Regions from separate parts of the Homo sapiens genome. Here region 1 is linked to region 2. The links are chromatin loops, found by intact Hi-C in ENCODE. Cell type or tissue: heart left ventricle. All regions are shown on one strand.

Evidence for each region. A loop is a pair of places that touch in the nucleus more often than their neighbours do. Peaks named below come from ENCODE experiments on the same cell type or tissue, not always from the same donor. Only the 100,000 strongest peaks of a DNase experiment are listed, where the experiment ranks them.
Region 1: a loop joins it to region 2, with 7 times the contacts of the local background. A loop is called at or near these places in 6 of 110 quality-filtered maps.

What each region holds. Positions count from the first base shown.
Region 1 is chr4:140,882,492-140,890,491 of GRCh38, reverse strand. All of the region lies in intron 6 of RNF150 (ring finger protein 150), which reads left to right. Among named protein-coding and RNA genes, the nearest start is that of TBC1D9, 130 kb to the right of the region's middle. RefSeq lists a silencer at 5,703-5,997. In heart left ventricle, a CTCF peak has its summit at 5,855 (motif pointing right); no DNase peak of the experiment used is centred here; H3K27ac peaks cover 2,039 bases.
Region 2 is chr4:140,991,215-140,999,214 of GRCh38, reverse strand. The region is part of intron 1 of RNF150 (ring finger protein 150); the gene reads left to right. Among named protein-coding and RNA genes, the nearest start is that of RNF150, 140 kb to the left of the region's middle. In heart left ventricle, a CTCF peak has its summit at 2,167 (motif pointing left); no DNase peak of the experiment used is centred here; H3K27ac peaks cover 3,320 bases.

The DNA.
Region 1 (8,000 bases), 110 kb after region 2:
TAATATCATTATATTGGGGTTTAAGCTTTCAACATATGAATTTGGGGGAACAGAAACATTTAGCACACAACACATGTACAGGGAAAAATTGTTATAATAGTGAAAAATATTGTAAATAACCTAAAGGTTTCTCTGTTGGGGAAAGGACGAATAAACTATAGCATATTCTTAGATGGACTAGTTTTTTTTGTAGCAGTTAACAAGAATTAAATACATAACGAATTAAATCTGAAAACAAGATAAGGAAAAATAAGTAAATTGCAGGATAACACAAATAGCAAGCTTTCTTTCGTATAAAAAATGCTAACACAAAACATTATGTAACTTGTACATTGATTTTTTTGTTACCTGCACACATACACACACACTGATTTGCATGAAAGATACTGGAAGAATTCATATCAAATCAGAGTGGTGGTTGCTGTGTTGGGGATATGAAACTAGTGGTGAGACACAAAAGGAGCTAATGTGGGGGTTTTTATTTGTTTTTTGTTTTGCCTTAATTAAAAAGGCAGGCTTAAATGAAACATCATTCATTCAATAAAAATTTATTCAGAGCCTAGTAAAATTCAGATCCTCCTTTCTATGCTGGGGAATCTTGGGGCAATGCAGGCAGTTCCTGACTTCATGGAGATTACATCCTATTGAATAAGATAAGAAATATAGAATATAATGTCAGGATTCAATTATCAAAAATAAAATGAAAATGAGGCCAAGTAAGGAGTTAGAGAATGACCAGGGACTATTAATTAGGGCAGGCAATCAAGGAGGGCTTATCTGAGAAAGTGACATTGGACAGAGACCTAAATATCATTAAGCATTGACACTTAGTGATGGAGACACCGCAGTTTGGTTTACTATATTATTCCCTGTACCTTTGTAGCATTTAAAAATCTCTCTTTCCGCCCACCAAAAAAAATTCTGCTTCAGAGTAGCATGAGATTTTTAAAGAGGTACCAAACCCAGATGAAGCATTTAGGGATTGCAAACTTTTGAATCAATGATTGGGGTTAGGAGGAATGTGTATAGAAAAACATCACATAAAGTAATGACTTGGTTTTATAAGTGGGAAACAAAAAATGCAAATTATTTTTTAAAATACCAACTCCAGAATTCAACAAAATCTTCCTGATAGGTAAGGATTCAGGAAAAATCACAGTACTTCTGAAAGGTGTGAGAATAGAGGTGTCAAACCTTCACCAGGAGGGATAAGATTTTTAATTTTATCAAAAGGGAATGTGACTCTTTTAAAAAGAAGTTTGAGAATCTGCTCCAGAAGGGAAAATAAATCGTTTAAATGAATTGTTTAAGCCAGGCACAGTGGCTCATGTCTGTAATCCCAGCACTTCGAGAGGCTGAGGCAGGAGGATTGCTTGAGCCCAGGAGTTTCAGACCACCCTGGGCAACACAGCAAGACCCCATCTCTATTTTTTCATTTAAAAAAAAAAACAAACTGTTTAAAGAGTTAGAAGACCCAATCTCAGCACTGACATAGTAAATATTATCCCATTCAACCAACATGAGATGCTGGGTTTCTTATCTATCTCCTTCGTATGAAGTGAATGGGATGGGTTAATATAATCATGAACAACTAAATAGCTTCAACTTTATCATGATCACCAATAGCCTACTTTTTATTAAGGATTTCTTTGAGCCAGAAATAGGGATGAATGCTTTATATTCATTATCTTATTTGGTTGAGAGAATTATTGAGTAAATAATCTCTAAGTCTCTTTCAGCTTTATCAGCCTAGTAAGGAAACAAGAAGAAAGCACAAGAGACTGCTACATGAGCTGTGGTTTCCATCTGCAGGGGCAAAATGGAAGACAAATGTCAGGCTCAGCTCAGTCCCCCTTATTCCTTTTGCCCTTTCATGTATCCTTACCTTGTTGAGCAGCTTACCTCATTTGTATCTCTTTTATTTTCACCCTAAACTCATAGCAAGGAATTCTTGTTGCAAGGACAAATATTTATTACAAATTCTGTTTTTTGTTCTAAACACAAAGAGCTGAAAATTATGTTCTGTGAGCCAGAGGAATGGGTAGGGTTATGATCTTATAAAATGCATGACTGCCCCATTGCTCTTGTTACTATATGCTTTAGATAAAATCCATTAGATTGTCCGGGAAGGCATGTGAACACACCAGTCCTAGGTGAATTTCAGTAATTTATTGTTGGGACATCAACCCAGGCTCCGGGTCAAAACATCAAGCCTCTTTTCTGTAGCTAAGAGTGAGTCTGTCACCTTTTCAGAGCTTATTCATACCACCACTTTGAGCCATCCCCTCCTCCCCATCCCCCAACATACCAGTTATGACCTGCTTTCAAACCAACTAAAGGTGAATTATGCAGTATTTATTGGAAGATGAGCAACCAGAGATTCTTCTAAACAAATTACTTACAATCCTTAAGGTTTTTAATCAGGCTTCTTCACGTGCTTTCTGGAGAAACAGATAGTCAGAATGGTCAGAAATGATAAAAACCTTAAATAGACTGGAAGTCAAACAGGTTGATGTAAAATGATGCCAGCATAATAAGAGCTAAGCATGCTCATGTCAGTGTTTGGTCTCCAGTTATCATTGAGCTGTTTACCTTATAATGTGTTTATGCTCTTCCTGAGGACTATATATTTAGGCACATTATTTAAAATGCTTCTTTCTTTTTGAAAATGCAGGTGTAAGAGAGTATGTTTCTATTTGTTTTCCTCTTCCCCACCCCTCCCAGAGCAAAGTAAAGGATTCCCTGCTTTGCTGTGTTCTGCAGCTTGACCTTTAAACCAGACTTTGTGTTTCCATCAGAGCCCTGTTCTCTAGTTTCTTCTGGCTCTAGTGTTGTGCTATTTTGTAACAGGGTGACACTTGTACAAGCAGTAGGGATAAGGCTGTCACATGGTGAATGAACTTTTTATGAAATGTTGATGCGTCGACCTACATCCAACAACACTGAAGAAATAGAATATTACAGAAACAGTGGGATGATAGCCAGGGAAAGGAAGGGTATAGTTTGTCACCAGCACATTAATGGGCAAAGAAGGAGCCCAGAAAGCTTAGTGGGGAAAGAATAAAACATATTCTCAGTAAATATATTAAATCCAATATTAGCTGCATATTATCTGGCATAGCGTATAGTGCACATACTGCGTAGCATTGTGCGTTATGTTTATATGCATGTGTATTTATCAAATCTCATTACAGGCTACAAAAAATGTATTATTATCAGTACTTTACTGATGAGGAAGCTGAGATTGTTTATTTCTCAAGATTTTATCTAAGCAAGTATTTGTCAAGTATCAACATCATATCATACATGTAAGTTAAATAGAGCTGTGGTAATTTAGCCTGGCATTCAAATCCTTCTGCAATCTGAATACCACCTATCTTTCTAATACCATTGCCTGTATTGAGTTACACCAGTCAGGAAAATGGAAATCACTCTAGGGATTTCAGAATAAGGAAATTTAATTCAAGAACTTAATTACAAAAATTTTGGGGGAAAATGAACAATTCCTACTTTGCACCATACATTAGCTTGAAATGAGTCATAGATCTCTATGTAAAAGCTAAAAGTATAAAAGTTCTAGAAGAAAACATAGGAGTAAATGCTAGCAACTTTAGGATAAGCAAATATTTTTTAGATAGGACTTAAAAAGCGAACCATTGACAAAGTTGATATGTTGGCCTTTATCAAAATTTAAAACTTTTAAAATTAGCTAGCTGTGGTGGTACGCACCTGTAGTCCCAGCTACCAGGGAGGCTGAGGTAGAGGGGGATTGCTGGAGTCCAGGGTGTCGAGGCTGCAATAAGCCAAGATTGTGTTGCTGCACTCCAGTATGGTCAACAGAGTGAGACTGTCTAAAAATAAATAAATAAAACTTTTGTTCCTTTAAGGACATCTTTAAGAAAATGAAAAGTCAGGCCTCAAGCTGAGAGAAAATATTTGCAATACCTATGTCTAACAAAGAATTTGCATTCAGAACATATAAAGAATTTGCATTCAGAACATACAACTCAGTAAGAAGACAAACAACCCAATTTAAAAATGGGCAAAGCATGTGGGTGACCTGCCTTATGTCACTAGTGGAGCATTGTGGGATGCCTAGTTCAGCTTTTCTTATTTATTTCCTGTTTTTCACTACTACCCACTCCACTCAGCTGAACACAACCACATACACACTTGTATGCACACTCCTCTATTCTGGAAAAATGTGGAGTAAAAGCAAATAAGTAAAAGCTAACATTGACTTGAACATTCACTTTCCAAAATAGATGTACATACTTTTCTTTTTTTTTTTTTTTTTTTTTGTGATGGAGTCGCCCTCTGTTGCCCAGGCTGGAGCGCAGTGGCGCTATCCCGGCTCACTGCAAGCTCCACCTCCTGGGTTCACACCATTCTCCTGCCTCAGCCTCCCGAGTAGCTGGGACTACAGGCGCCTGCCACCACGCCCGGCTAATTTTTTTGTATTTTCAGTAGAGACAGGGTTTCACTATGTTAGCCAGGATGGTCTCGATCTCCTGACCTCGTGATCCACCCATCTCGGCCTCCCAAAGAGATGTACATACTTCTTAGAACATATATAAAAAGAAGCTCAAGCTAGGTGCTGTGGCTTACGCCTGTAATCCCAGCACTTTGGAAGGCTGAGGCAGGCGGATCCCTTGAGGTCAGGAGTTTGAGACCAGCCTGGCCAACATGGCAAAAATCCCATCTCTACTAAAAGTATAAAAATTGGCTGGGCATGATGGTATGCACCTGTAATCCCAGCTATGTGGGAGGCTGAGGCAGGAGAATTGCTTGAACCTGGGAGGCCGAGGTGGGCAGATCACCTGAGGTCAGGAGTTCAAGACCAGCCTGACCAACATGGAGAAACCCCGTCTCTACTAAAAATACAAAACTAGCCGGGCATAGTGGTGCATGCCTGTAATCCCAGCTACTCGAGAGACTGAGGCAGGAAAATCGCTTGAACCCGGGAGGCAGTGGTTGCAGTGAGCCGAGATCGCACCACTGCACTCCAGCCTGGGCAACAAGAGCAAAACTCCGTCTCAAAAAAAAAAAAAAAAAAGATATATGTACATATATATAAAATATATGTACTCTTTTATAATATATTATATATAATATATATATAAATTAGCTGGGTGTGATGGCACGCACCTGTAATCCCAGCCACTTGGGAGGCTGAGGCAGGAGAATTGCTTGAACCTGGGAGGCAGAGGTTGCAGTGAGCTGAGGTCACACCACTGCACTCCAGCCTGGGCGACAGAGCAAGCCTCTGTCTCAAAAAAAAAAAAAAAAAGACTGATGTTGGAAAAAATGTAGAGAAACTAAAACTCTTGTACACTGCTTGTAGAGATGGAAAAACAGTACAGCCATGTTGAAAAAAACTGTTTGGAAGTGACAGGAGGAAGATGGCATAATAGAAAGCCCCAGATCCTCCTTCCTCCATGGAGATACCAACGGACTTAAGAAATGTGTATAGACCAATTGTCTTTGGAAGAAATAACAGAAACAAGTTAAGAAGTTCCTGCACTCCAGGCAAGGACAAAGCCAAGTGCTTGGAAGCCCAGGAGGAAAATTCATGGAACCCACTCATTCACCAGAGCCCCTCCCCTCTAGTATAGCATGGTGCCATTGGAGAAAACTCCCAACTCAGAGTTCTTCTCAAGCAGAGAAAGAGAAAAATGATTGTAAAGTGGGATGTCTAATATTCTGACTTTTGGAGGGGGTGTTACCTAAGGGACTGGCTTCTGTCTTCCCGAAATCTAAGCACAGACAGGAACAAGGCAGCAGGTCAGGGGGCCAAAAAAAACAAAAGTGATGAAGAGGACTTGGTTGAGCACGTGTCTCAAACATAAACACAAGGGGGAGCTCCAGTACCACAGCTTGCTACAAAGCACCAGAAAGGCTTCAGTGATGCAGACACTGGGGAAGCTTCTGAGTAAAACTGGCAAACCTCTGCAATTAGATTACATACAAAAACCCAGAAAGCACACATCCTCAGAAAAGGCCTGAGAGATCTCCAGAATCTCTAGCTGGGCTGGTTGGCGAACTACCTGTACCTGTATGAAACCAGACTGCAAAGACTGGGAGAAGTGGCAGATAATTCAAATACTGAAGTCCCAACAAAGCATGAAAAGGAGTACAAAGAAACAGGAAAATATGGCCCAATCAAACGAACAAATTAAATATCCAGAAATTACCCCTAAAAAATGGAGATATATGAATTATCAGATAAATCGTTTCAAAAGAATCATCTTAAAGATGCCCAATGAATTAAAGGAGAGCACAGATAGACAGCTGGATATAATTAGGAAAATGATGTATGAATAAAATGAGAATATCAACAAAGAAAAACTATGAAGAAGAAACAAACAGAAATTCAAGAGTTGAAGACTACAGTAACTGAATTGAAAATTTTACTGAGGGAGATTAACAGCAGACTTGATTAAACAGAAGGAAGAATCAGTGAACTTGAGGAAAAGTCACTTGAAATTATCAAGTCATAAGAGCAAAAAAAAAAAGTGAAGTACAATAAAGAAAGCCTAAGGGACTTATGCTGTACCATCAGGTGGACAAATATGTGCATCATGAGAGTTCTAAAAGAAAAAGGGAGAGAGAAAGGGTCAAAGAGCTTCTTCAAAGGCATAATGGCTGAAAGCTTCCCAAATCTAAGGAAAGATATGAACATCTAAATTCAAGAAGTTCAGTGAGCTCTAAATATGGTAAACCTAAAGAGGTCTACACTGAGACACATTACAATCAAATTGTCCAAAGTCAAAGACAGAGATAGAATCTTGAAAGCAGCAAGAAAAAATTAGCTTATCACACACAAGGGAGCTTACATATGATTATCAGCAGATTTCTTAGCAGAAACCTTATAGGCTAGAAAAGAGTGAGATGATATATTTAAAGTACTGAGAAAAAGGGAAAAAAATGTCAACCAAAAATACTATATACTGAAAAACTGTCCTCAAAACTGAAGGGGAAATAAAGACTTGCCCAGATTAACAAAAGCTGAGAGAGTTTGTCATCACTAGACCTGCCTTACAAGAAATGCTAAAGTGAGTTCTTTAAGTTGAAACAAAAGAACATTAGATAGTAACACAAAAGCTTACGGCACCATGAAGCTCAGTGGCAAAAGTAAATATGTAGACAAATACACAATACTGTGATAGGGTGGTGCATAAATACTGTAATGGTGGTACATAAATCACTTTTAATTCTGGTATAGAATTTAAAGGACAAAGGTGAAAAAAACTACTTTAATGGATGTAAAATATACTAAAGATATAATTTATAACATCAGTAACTTAGTGTAGAAGGGAATATATAAGAGTAGAGTTTTTATATGTGGCATTATCTGCTTAAAATAGATTATTATAACTCTGACATGTTTTATGTCATCTCTATAGTAACCACAAAGAAAATACTCAAAAAAGTACACAAAAGATAAATGAGAAACAAATCAAAGTATATAGCACTACAAAAAAAAATGAACAAAACTAACAAGAAGGCAGCAAGAGAGGGAAAAAGAGAGATAACTACAACATAGAAAATGATAAAATGAAAATAATAAGTACTTCCCTATCAGTAATTACTTTAACTGTGAATAAACTCTCAGATCAAAAGACTAAATAAATGAAAAACAAAAGGTAACTATATGCCGTCTACAAGGCAGTCACTTTAGATTTAAGGACATACCTGAGCTAAAGGGAAAAGATGAAAAAAGATGTTCCATGTAAATGGTAACCAGAGAGAACAGAGGTGCTCATATCAGAAAAAATTAGACTAAGTAAACAACTGTCACAAGAGACAAAGAATGTCATTATATAATGATTAAAAGGTTAATTATTCAGAAAGATATAACAATTATTAATATATATTTACCTAACAGAGCACCCAAATATATGAAGTAAACATGTACAGAATTTAAAGGGAAAATAGTAACACAATAAGAGTAAGAGATTTCAATACCCCATTTTCAAAAATAGATAGAAAACCAGACT
Region 2 (8,000 bases):
CTTTAATAACAACAGGAGTTGTCATAGTTTTGTCTGCTTGTGAGATGGGATACCTCTTCACTGCTTTTTTGGAGTGCCAGGGTTTCTAAAATGTGGATTTTCAGAGTAATAAATTATCAGAGGAGACCATGTTCCACCTTCCCTACTTTGAGAATCTCAGCAAAACTCAGAGTGTGAGGAAGATTCTGTGTCAGCAGCAGCAGCAGCAGCAGCCTGCTTCGTGAGGCTTTGAGATCTAAAGTAGATTTAGTCTCACTGATTGGGAACTCCTAGGTTACAGGCTGCTGTTTTTATTCCACAAATATGAAGCTCACTATTTTTGGAAGCTAACTTGACTCTTGGTAGTGACATATTTTGCTGTTTGCATGTTATAGATCCTGGACCCAATGAGCTGGAAGGAACTAAGGAAGCTGAAAGGATTTGAGACAGATCCTGCAGAGTTCACATGATGGTGCAGGTTGCAGTCAGGAATGGCTTTGCAGGAACTAGGACCCTGGACTCCTCATGCCCACTCTGTCACTTTGAATTAGTGGCATGTTCTTGTGTTACAGTGGTGCTCCTCTGCAGGCCAAGCAGCATAGCTCCCACTTTAGCTCAGCTTATCTCTGGCTGGAGGACTGTGCTTCTCCACAAGAGTCCTTGATGGTAATGGTATTAATCTTCTCAGGCTGCCATGACAAAATGCCACAGTCTGGGTAGCCTAAACAACAGACACTTATTTTCTCACAGCTTTAGAGGCTGGAGATCCAAGATCAAGTTTCCAGCAGAGTTGGCTTCCTGTTCCTGGCTTGTAGATGACCACTTTCCCACTGTGGCCTCATGTGGCCTTGCCTCTGTGTGTGGCACACCTGATGTATCTTCCTCTTCTTAGAAGGCCACCAGTCCTTTTGGATTAGGGCCTCACCCTTATGACTTTATTTAATCTTGATTGCCTCCTTAGAGGCCCTGTCTTCATGTACAGTGACATTGAGTGTTTGGCTTTCAATAAATGAACTTTTGGGGAACACAATATGGTCAATAACATGACCCAGCCACTCAGTAAAATCTGCGGGCAACTGGACTGAACTCTATGCTGGGCAGCTGTATTTTGCGTTACCTAACTGAAGCAATTTCAGTTAAAGGATATTCAGAGAACGTTATTTATTGGGGCATCCTAAATTGAAGTCAGTGTGCAAATTTATCTGGAGTCTGTGAAAGCATTGGGCCACCAGCTAATACATTTAAAGTAATTTTTGGATAGGTCATACATGAGTATGATATGGAATTCAAAAGTATATACAGTGAAAGGTATGTCTCCCTCTCATTCCTCTATCCTAATCTGTGACTAGTGACTATTTTTGTACTGTTGTCTATGCATTGTCAAGCACTCTGTATGGACTCTTTTATTTTCTTTTTACATAAATATAGCATACTTCTAGACTTTGCTTTTTTCACTTAATAAATTGAGATAATTATTCACTATCCTTGCATATGCAGCTAGTATCTTTTTATACACACATATATGTGTGTGTATATATACACACACAGGCTGGAGTGCAGTGGCGCAATCTTGGCTCACTGCAACCTCCACCTTCCGAGTTCAAGCGATTCTCCTGCCTTAGCCTCCTGAGTAGCTGGGATTAAGGGTCAAAACCAAGAATATTCGTAGAGCTTTGTCTTTTAAGTGTTGGATTTGCTCATCAGCAGAGTTGATTCCTTCTTTGGGATGAATGACACAGGCATATGCCACCAAGCCCAGCTAATTTTTTGTATTTTTAGTAGAGATGGGGTTTCACCATGTTGGCCAGGCTGGTCTCGAACTCCTGACCTCATGATCCACCCGCCTTGGCCTCCCAAAGTGCTGGGATTACAGGCATGAGCCACCGCACCTAGCCAATACCTTTATATATTTTACGCTTTATAAAATCTGTAAAATATTTGATAGTATGTATACCACAATTTCCTAGCCAATCTCCTACTGATGGCATCTTAGATTATTATTTCTAGATTATAAATTATAGTTTTCTCACATATACAAACTGGGCTGCAGTAATCACCTGTATACATTATTTCACATATGTGTATATACACACACTCACTTCCATCTGTAGTCTCAGTTCCTAAAAGTGGAATTGCTGTGTCAAGAGGTATTTTTCTACTGGAAAAGAAGTTACTATATTGTTCCCCCTTGTGGTTTGTAGGACAGAATTCTTCAATGGGTCTGAAATATGAGAGAGTTTCCTGGAAGCAGAGAAACCACACAAATTTACTTCACACTGTATGTATTGGCTCATGAATCTCTCACATTCTGGAATGTTCTCCTAGTTCCTTTCTGCCTCATTACTTCCAGCTCACATTCTTCTCTCCTGTGAAGTTTTTCCTGATGACTGCTTTTCTCACTTTTATACTTGGTCTGTACCACACAATGAACATTTGCCACATGGCATTAGGAAACCTGGACTACAGGACTCTCCAACACTTTGCTAAATAGTTTTGCTCTTTGAATATTTCTTGTACAAATTTTTTCCCTAACTAGATCATAAGCTAGAAACCAAAATTTTTTACCTTGCTTCTCTAATGGTAACAGATAATTTTCGTAACGTTTAACAGGATAAGAAAGCACATTTACATCTATATTTTATTCTCTTGTCAACCCTTTGAAGTAGCCAGAGCAGTTATGATTCTAGCACAGAGGTGAAGAAGCTGCAGGTTAAATGCCCAAGTCACACAGCTATGAAGTGGGAAAGCCAAGACTTTAAACCAGTGTTAACTATTCCAAATCAAATTTTCTTTCTACTCTATCATGCCACCTCTTAACATTTAGTAGTGCTGACATTCAGTAACGACTTGTAGAAGGGATTAATAAACAATGTACAAGGAGCTCAAACAACTAAATAGGAAAAAAATCTAACAATCCAATTAAAAATGGGCTAAAAAATCTGAGTAGACATTTCTTAAAAGAAGACATACAAATGGCACACAGGTATATGATAAAATGCTCAACATCATTTATTGTCAGAAAAACGCAAATCAAAACTACTATGAGATATCATCTCACCCAAGTTAAAATGGTTTCTATCCAAAAGACAAGCAATAGCAAATACTGATGAGGATGGGGAAAAAGGGCAGCCTCATACAGTGTTGCTGGAAATGTAATTAGTATAGCCACTATGGAGAACTGTATGGCGGGTCCTCAAAAAACTAAAAATAGAACTCCCATATGATCCAGCAATCCCATTGCTAGGTATATACCCCCCCAAAAAAGGAAATCAGTATATGAAAGAGATATCTGAATCCCATGTTTCTTGCAGCACTGTTTACAGTAGCTAAGATTTGGAAGCAACCTAAGTGTTCATCAACAAACAAATGGACAAAGAAAATGTGGTACATATACACAATGGAGTACTATTCAGCCATAAAAAAAGATGATATCCTGTCATTTGCAACAATATGGATGGAACTGGAGAGCATTACATTAAGTGAAATAAGTGGGGCACCAAAAGACAAACTTCTCATGTTCTCACTCATTTGTGGAAGCTAAAAATAAAAACAACTGAACTCATGGAGATGAGATAGGAGGCGGGACACAACTCCAGAGGCAGGGTTCAGACACCAGACCAAATTGAGGATTAGCTAAAACAGGGATGGGGCGGAAGCAGCTTTCCATAAGACACGTCCACCATTGTGCCATGTCAGTTTACCATTCCCTAGAATGGCAACACCTAGAATTTACTGCCGCTTTCTATGGCAATGACCTGATGACCCAGAAGTTACCACCCATTTCCTAGAAATTTCTGCATAATCTACACCTTAGTTTGTATATAACTAAAAGTGGTTATAAATATGACTGCAGCACTGCCTCTGAGCTGCTACTCTGGGCACACTGCCTATGGGGTAGCCCTGCTCTGCTCTGAGCCGTACCTCTGCTGCTGCTGTACATTGCCATTTCAACAAAAGCTGCTAACACCACTGGCTTGCCCTTGAATTTTTTCCTGAGCAAAGCCAAGAACATTCCTGGGCTGAGTTCCAAATTTGGGGTTCACCTGCCCTTTATCATAGATAGAGAGTAGAATGATGGTTACCAGAGGCTGGAAAGAGTAGTAGGGTTGGAGTGGGGATGGTTAATGGGTACAAAAAATATAATTAGATAGAATGAATAAGTTCTAGTAATTGATAGCACAACAGGGTTATCACAGTCAATAATTTATCAGACATTTAAAAATTAATAAAATAGTATAACTGGAATGTTTGTAACACATAGAAATGTTAAATGCTGAAGTTATAAATACCTGTTTACCCTGATATGATTATTATTAAGCATTGTATGCTTGTATCAAAATACCTCATGTACCTCATAAATATAGGTACCTATTATACTGTGTACCCATAAAAATTAAAAATTAAAAAAAGACTTATAGATTGAACATAAACTTCTATCCAGATGGTCCAGGGAACACCAGAGGCGTAGCAACTTGGGTGGAAAATGCTTCCTGCCTTTTACTCTAGTGAGCCTAGCAAGCAAATCATTTCATCCTTCAGTGCTGCCTGTGCTCAGGGAATGTGTAAAACCTTTTTTCATTTTGTTATAGCCTAGGTTTCCTCATTCTTCAGATCTTACTTTTGGTCTTGATGCATTTTAAATGTGGTTTTTGTTGTGTAGAGAGCCACCACAATAAGGTCACTGTTCAATATTAGCCCCTGGCTTTGGTTTGTTAGGGCTGCTTAAATAGGCAGTGGTGTGTGTGTGTGTGTGTTGTGTGTGTGTGCGTGCACACACATGCACAGCAGCCCCACAATCAATATTTATCATAAATAACCTTCGTGATCATTTTACTATCACCTTCAACCTGTGCTCATGGTCAGATAGGCACACAGATGGGCTGGGACTTTGAGCACCCCTTCTGTCATATCCTTTGGGCCTTTGCCTTCAAGACAAACTAGTAACTTTTAATGTGGAGAGATCTGGCTGCAGCTTTCTACACTTTACCCTCTTTAAACTCTTGCAGGATTTGGCTGAGCTGTTTTGAAGCAGGCATGACCTTGGATTTCCACTCCAAACATGGTTAATCTGCTGCTCTTGTTTTTATTCCTTCCACGAGCAGTTCTCTTGGAGGGACTGGAAGCATGCATGTTTCTGGGTAGCCTGTGAAGGTCTAGAGGGAGTTAAGTTGAAGTGGGTAATTATTTGGAAAGCTGTATATTCTCAGATGTTGGTGGAGGCTATTTTTATGTCCTAGGTGGCAAATTATCACTGTTATGTCAACAACACCCACAAACGCAACTTTGTTTCATGCCACAATGTACCAGGTCCCCCATCCTTCCTGGGCAGTGTTTTCCGATGAGTAGGTGTCACCATCTTACTTAGAATTCTCTCCCCAAGATCTCTCTCATGACTGAAAGCCTAACAGTGCACTGAGATTTTCTTTTCTTGTTTGGAGGTGGGAAGATGAAGGTAGAGTGAGGGGAAAAAGGAGATAACCCTCCTTATCATCTTTGAGAAATCATGGCTTTAACATGTATCAAAATCAGTTCCTAGCTGAAGACAATCTATTCAAGCTGCGTGAAGACCTTAGGGAAATGATAAACTATCTTCGTTCTCCAGGCTGCATAAACAAGGCCATATAAACAGCTGGCCATGCCGGGGGCCTTCACTATGATCAGGGAAGACCTGGCTGTAGTTGCATGCCCCTGGAGGCCTACTCCAGAAATGTCTCTCGCTGCTACTTTCACTATGGGAGGCAGAATAATTGCTGCCAAAAATGTCCAGAACCTGTGAATACATTACCTTACATGTCAAAAGGGACTTCCCAGATGTGATTAAGTTGAGATCTTGAGATGAGGAGATTATTCTGGGTCATCCAGTGTAATTATAAGGATCCGTATAAAAGGGAAGCATGAGGGTCACAGAGAGAAAAAGAGATGATGAAGGAAGCAGAGTCCGAATGAGGTGGCTACAAGCCAAGAAATGTGGGCCATTTCTAGAAGCCGGAAAAGCCAAGGACATAGGTTCTCCCTTAGAATTCTCAAAGGAACGCAGCCATGCCAACACCTTGATTTTAGCCCAGCAAATCTATTTCATGTTTCTGATCTCTAAAACTGTAAGATAATTTTGTGTTGTTTTCAGGCCTGAGTTGTGGCAATCTCTCATAGCAGTGATAGGAAACCAATGCATCCACCAAGACGGTTCTTGACACCCCAAGGGAGGATGAGCGACTCCCGAGAGCATTGTTTTCCCGTCCTCTCCTGTGGATCCTGGGGAGGAGAAGTGATACCACTGCCTTTGGTCACCTGCTGCTCTGCTCTCGGGTGCCTCCCTTGGCTCCTGAGCACAAGGAAGAGGCTGTCCTGTCATTGTTATTAGACCTCAGTTGCCCTCTTCTGCACCAGCCCTTGACATGCCGCCAAATCCCAACTCTTTTCCCCAGGAAGCAGCAGATATCCTCTCCGTCTAGGATGGCCAACTTCACAGTTGTCCCTAGCATGAAAGGGGGAGGAGAATGGCTCATGACTGTGTCCAGCCCATTCTTTGAAGTAAGTACAGTATTTCTAAGTGCCCCTTACCCATCAGGGAGGGCCAGGGTTAGAAAGCCTTGTCATATCCAGGAAAGCTTCACTGAGGGTTAAAGGTAGAGGACACTATGACACTGCCTCTGCTGCTTTTGCTCAGTCTGTAGTGCCTCTCCTCTCTCCCGCTAACAGCAGTGGGAGCAAGGCCCAGCTGACTGTGTGGCCACCTCCTTTATGTCTCCCAAGCCTGCCCCAGAAAGAAGCAGTACTGTTCAACATTCTGTTTTATTCCTTTTTTTTCCCCATTCCCTGGTTAACTCTTTTTTAATTTTTGTTTTTCATTATTATTGTTATTTTGTAGAGATGGGATCTCACTCTTCACCCAGGTTTGAGTGCAGTGGCATGATCATGGCTCACAGCAGCCTCCAACTTCTGGACTCAAGTGATCCTCCTACCTCAGCCTCCCAAAGTGCTGGGTGCATTACAGGCATAAGCTACCACACCTGGCTCCCCAATTAACTCTTTATCTAATTATCCCTAACAAGTTTGTCTTGAAATTCCTGTGTACTCAGATAGAAATTCTGAAGGCTAAGGACAAGGTATATAAAAATAAACCCAAGTATACTAAAGTTTTATATAAAGACAACTCAGGTTAGTATGTTACTCCATATTCTTTTTTGATAAGGAATGTGAGAACTTGAATTTTTCAGATATTATTAGTAAAGTCTCATCCTTTTAGAAATAAACCAGATTTACTAGATTGCATGTCTTTTCAGAAGACATTTTGTATTATTTTAAGAATTATTGAGTGACCTTGTTAAGATTTGGACTATCTGAAGGTAAGAGTATTAACATGATTCCAGTCTTTTCACATTTTATATAATTGTTCTATCATTACACTGGGAAAAATCAGCCAGGCTTTTCTCTGCTCTCTAAATGTATCCTTTAGTTAATATTATTCACATATAAATTATTGTTGTAAAATTTCATATAGAATATACTTCATATTTAGAAAGATGCTCTATCAGTTGCTCAGCAACCCAAATATGTAACTGTCTTTTGCCTTAATTAGAATCCTATTTAAGGTTGAAGTCTTGACATTCAGTGTTCTGTATTTCCAGTGAGGAAATGAAGTTTTATGGTTGTAATGTGTTGGCATGGTTCTGAGGCTCCAGAAATTAATATTTGCAAATGATATTCCAAACAAAAATTAACTCAAGATAGATTAAAGACTTAAATCTAAAACCCAAATCTATAAAAACCCTAGAAGAAAATCCAGACAATACCACCACTCAGGATATAGGCACAGGCAAAGATTTCATGACAAAATCACCAAAAGCAATTGCAACAAAAGCAAAAATTGACAAATGGGATCTAATTAAACTAAGGAGCTTCTGCACAGCAAAAGAAACTATCATCAGAGTGAACAGGCAACCTGCAGAATGGGAGAAAATTTTTGCAATCTGTCCATCTGACAAAGATCTAATATCCAGAATCTACAAGGAACTTAAACA